2 separate regions of the Homo sapiens genome follow, and region 1 is linked to region 2. The links are chromatin loops, found by intact Hi-C in ENCODE. Cell type or tissue: IMR-90. All regions are shown on one strand. Region 1 overlaps LAMA2 (laminin subunit alpha 2). Region 2 overlaps LAMA2 (laminin subunit alpha 2).

What was found. Hi-C counts contacts between places; a loop is a spot of excess contacts. Peaks named below come from ENCODE experiments on the same cell type or tissue, not always from the same donor. Only the 100,000 strongest peaks of a DNase experiment are listed, where the experiment ranks them.
Region 1: a loop joins it to region 2, with 2.6 times the contacts of the local background. A loop is called at or near these places in 4 of 110 quality-filtered maps.

Annotation. Positions count from the first base shown.
Region 1 is chr6:129,480,537-129,483,036 of GRCh38, forward strand. LAMA2 (laminin subunit alpha 2) reads left to right here. Exons shown (of 65, transcript NM_000426.4): 55 at 727-903. It overlaps LOC124901401 (a long non-coding RNA gene), which reads right to left. Exons shown (of 2, transcript XR_007059767.1): 1 at 1,247-2,500; 2 at 1-1,154. Among named protein-coding and RNA genes, the nearest start is that of ARHGAP18, 230 kb to the right of the region's middle. In IMR-90, no CTCF peak of the experiment used is centred here; a DNase peak (open chromatin) is centred at 1,345.
Region 2 is chr6:129,431,775-129,434,274 of GRCh38, forward strand. All of the region lies in intron 41 of LAMA2 (laminin subunit alpha 2), which reads left to right. Among named protein-coding and RNA genes, the nearest start is that of ARHGAP18, 280 kb to the right of the region's middle. In IMR-90, a CTCF peak has its summit at 1,136; no DNase peak of the experiment used is centred here.

The DNA of each region.
Region 1 (2,500 bases), 49 kb after region 2:
GCAAGGTTGTGAAAGAGTGAATGAATGAATGAATGAATGAATTATAGAAAGCTATATGCTTCTGCACAGCTTTGAGATTGAGATGGGGAGCTGATTTTCTCCCTTTTGCACCTTATTTACATTTCTACTTGAAATGTAACTGTTTTAATTTTATACTGAGCAAGGACAATGGTATTACTTTAATATTGAGAAAAAACTAGACTATGCGATGTTTGTTTTATTTATTTTTAAGGTTTGGTCTTATCACTGGGGAAAAATGCAGACACAGATAATGGTCATACCCATCTGTAAAACATAAACAATTAAGTGATAGAGTTTATTCAAGAGATATTCGTTACAGTGTTTTCAAAGGAAACTTAGGGACAATCTCCCTAGACATGTACCTGCTTGTGTGTCAGTTTGACTTAAATCTTTGGTTTAAACAACAACAACAAAAAAAGGTACCTAACAGTGATAATCTTCTATATTTAAAATCAAAAGCTCTAGAATAAAAGTAGAGGCTATAATTCTGATTTTAACAAAAACTGCTCAGAAGATTTGAAGTTATCATATAACTAGAAATAATATTTCTTCAACTGCTCTTAAACTTTCCATGTTTTCCTGCTTTCTAAACCTATGATGTATTTCATAATCACATTAATTGCATCGAGGAGGGTGAGTGAGATGGAGAACTTATTTAAATTTTCATTTCTAATGGTTTCTACTCTTCTTTTCCTTTACTCACAGAATGTTTACACAGTTAGCTTTCCTAAGCCTGGTTTTGTGGAGCTCTCCCCTGTGCCAATTGATGTAGGAACAGAAATCAACCTGTCATTCAGCACCAAGAATGAGTCCGGCATCATTCTTTTGGGAAGTGGAGGGACACCAGCACCACCTAGGAGAAAACGAAGGCAGACTGGACAGGTACCCTCACACCTAGCTGATAATGCATTTTCCCTAATGCTTATATAAAGCAGTTAACTTACTTTTGTATTTTTAGTTTCGTATCATTTATTTCTGCTCTCATCTTGGCTAGCAAGGACTGAACATTCCATATTTCCATGCTGGCCTCCTATTTCACTCACATCATCTCCCCAGGACAATTGTCTTCTCTAGGATGTTCCTGTTGATCAATTGTAGGTGCAAAGTCACCCTCATATTTGCACCTATATTTCCTATGGGTTTAACATATGCATATGTAAAGAGGACAGCTTAAAATATATTCACATTATCTTAATTTCTACTGTCTCCAAGTCCGACTCCTTACCAAATCTGTAGACAGTCAGCTTCGGTCCCTTAAATTTAAATGTAAATTCCTCTAAGATCATTTTCCCAGTTGCACAAGCTGAAGTAATAGTCTTTTGGGCCTGACTCATCCCATCCTCTCTGGACACAAAGAAGGGCAGAAAATGGATCTGGGAGAAAGCAAGTAGAACACAACCAACACAGACAGGGACAATTTTATCCCAATAGCATTCAAGGATGTTAAAGCCTAAAGAATGTCAACCAGCCGGGTGTAGTGGCCCATGTCTGTAATCCCAGCACTTTGGCAGGTCAAAGCAGGAGGATCGTTTGAGCCCAGGAGTTTGAAACTAGGCTAGGCAGCATGATAAGACCCTTTCTCTACAAAAAATGTTTAAAAATTAAATGGGCATGGTCGTGCACAACTGTGATTCCAGCTATTCAGGACTGCTATTCAGCTGTTCACGCCACCACACTCTAGCCTGGATGACAGAGTGAGACTCTGTCTCAAAACTTTTTTTAAAAAAGAGTATCAATTTTGCAAGGACATAAACTTTAGTATCTATATCCCCTGTCCATTTGATTCTGTTAAAAGCAATCCCTCAACTGCCCAGATTTAAGCATCATACCTCTTATTGCCTTGGTATTCTTTAATATCTTCAATCACATTTTTTAAAACGTAATTTTCCATTTAATCTAGTTTTTCTCAATGAAAGGGTTCATAGGAATTATTTTGTCTGCCATGACCAAAAGAACACAATGCTTTACAAATATATCCTTAAGTATGCACATACCCTTGTAAACCAGATCATGTTATTTGTGATTACGTGTTTTAAAAATCAATTTTAGTATGTAACATTTAGTGATCAATCATATTATGTAACAAATCTTATTTATTTTTCTAAAAAATACAAAGCCCACACAAAATATTCACAAAGAGAACCCAAAGATGTATAACCACGAGTAACTTGGATTATTTCAGGAATGCAGAAGTGGTTTAATGTTAGAAAATCAAAATATCAGCCAGGCACAGTGGCTCACGCCTGTAATCCCAGCACTTTGGGAGGCCAAGGTGGGTAGATCACAAGGTCAGGATTTCGAGACCAGCCTGGCCAACATAGTGAAATCCTGTCTAATTTGTATACTAAAAATACAAAAAATTAGCCAGGCATGGTAGCAGGTGCCTATAATCCCAGTTACTTGGGAGGCTGAGGCAGGAGAATTGCTTGAACCTGGGAGGCCGAGGTTGCAGTGAGCCGAGATTGTGCCATTGCACTCC
Region 2 (2,500 bases):
TTATCAAACCAGTTGAAGCCTTCCTTCTATACAGTGGTCCTCCAAACACTCAGTCATTCCGTTCAGACAAGTGGGTCTTGAAGATTCTGAGATCATGGATGTAATACACTTGCAAACGCTAACCTGTTGAGATTCTGTGTTATTATTTTATATTTTAAAAATAAGAGAATAAACTGGAATACTGCAGTGCTGCTAAACCAAAGTATGATATAGGAGTGCAATTGTGACTAAGGGATCCTTTTATTATTAAAGATATACTCCTTTTGAATTTGCATATTACCCTTTGCCTGAATCAGCCTTTCCATAGCAGGCATGCAAAAGACAAGCAAAATCTGCTCTATTGACCACAATTTTAGACTAAAAGGATGAAATTAAGCCTGGGTCCCCTGGCCTACTGTGGTCTGGAGAACAAAGCAGTCTTTTCCAGGTGAAATTGCTGATCCCTCATACAAAGTTTTGATTCCTCCTTTAGAGTGTGAATGGTGGAAATAAAAAAATAAAACCAGGGTGGACTTCCATTAGAGAAAAAACAATAAGTGGCAAAATAGTGGCAAATATAGAGGGGCAGGTTCTATTGGAAAGATTATCCCTAAGAGCGAGACGTAGCTTGTCATATCCAACCCCACCATGTGAGTAGAGGACAAGAAACAAACATTCAGAACACTCCTGTATATCATCTCAGCAAGAGACAAAGGCCTGTGCAATAAAAATGGGGCTTAGAGCTAAAAACTTATCTGGGCTTTGTTGTGTGTTCAGAATCAGAGTCTGAGATTCTATGGCGTTTTTTGCAAGTAAGTTAATTTAGACCAGAAATAAACAGAAATGCCTTCAAGAGACTTACAGATAACATAAAGGGATGGTGGGGCCTGTGTTAAACCAAAGACTATTTGTCTTATTTAAAGGTATTCAAACTCAATTTTCTTGCTGGGCAAAAGAAAACAAGCCTGCAAGCCCACAGTCACCATGTCCTAGAGGAGCCAAATGCAGGTGTTGATGTCTGGTGGTTTTAGTTTTTCATTCCACTGGCTGCAGAGGGGACTCCCTTTTATCCCAATATCCTGAATCTTTGCAGAACCTGCTACCAGACAAGTACACCTTCCCTCCTTTCCTGAAGCTCCTACTATGACCCCCTAGTGGGAGGAAGAGCATATGCAAGCATGGTGCTTATTGCGAACAAGATCTAATTTCTTACTTTCAGATCAGAAGAGGGTTTCTCCATAACCTGACTCCCTGTGAAACAGTCATCTCTGAGGTTCCCATATGTGGTCACTCTAGTATGTATGTCTGTCTGTGCAGAATAAGTAATCAGATATACAGCACATCCCAAACTTGTGACAGCTACTAGGGAAAGGGAAGCACAGGAGTAACAATCATGAAAGAAGGCTAGAAATATAAAGGTTCAGGAAATGATACCGTTCCGAATCATTGTCACCAAATTCAATGATTGCCTGCATAATGCAGAAAATTGGAGGGATTTTTTCTAAGAAGTACAAAGATTGGGTGTAGCAACCTTATCAAATCAATTTGCTGGAGACCTAGGAGAGAAATACAGTTGTAGATTTCAACTTCTATTCTTCCTCACTCGGGTGCTCTTCTTTCCTACCCAGGTCTCAAGATCCTGCACTGGGTATTTAGGTTGACTTAGGGGACAGGGTCTTTAGAAATCTCAAGAAGCCAAAATCTGAACACAGTCACTTATGCCTGTAATCCCAGGTCCTTTCAAAAGTAATCACATTTCCATGAATTTCACCCTTGTGAATGGGGCATTCTTTCAGGGCATTTATTTGTGCCCTATTCATATTAATAAAAAATAAAAATTCCATTTGAGAAACTCAACTGGATGGAATTTGAATAGTCAAATTAAACATTTCCATTAAAATTTATAAAAATCGTCCCGATATTTAGTTGAAAAGTGAGGAATATATACATAGGTATACATATGTTTAGGAAATATAAAAACGAAATAAACTTAGGTTCTGGACCAAGTAATTTAAATAAAAAAGGAATAAAGTCATAAATAGCATTATTATAATAAAAACTGGTAAAACACACCAGGACAATTTTCAAACCAATGTCAGTGTGTTACCTTTTACTTACTGCCTATGGTAAATCCAGCACTTTCTCATACATCTCCCAGTTTATTTCTCATATCAGTCACATGAAGGAAGATGTTTTCTTTATTTGCCATATGTAAAAAGGGACAGAAATGACATTTGAACCCACATCTTCCAACTCTGTGTCCTATAGTGATTTCATTGTACCAGACTAGATTTCAGAGAAATACTGTGTAGCAGTTTTATTTTGAGATCGTACATAGTTAGTTCTAATATAACTAAGCCCTAATTTATATTTAGCATCATGTCAGAAACATGATAAACAAGAGTAACTGCTCATTATTAATGCAAGTGACTTGCAACTCTGCCCTGCGATTTTTATTCTGGATATATCTATCTTGTGCCATTTCAATGGGCATGTGACAAAGGAAAATTACACTGTCATT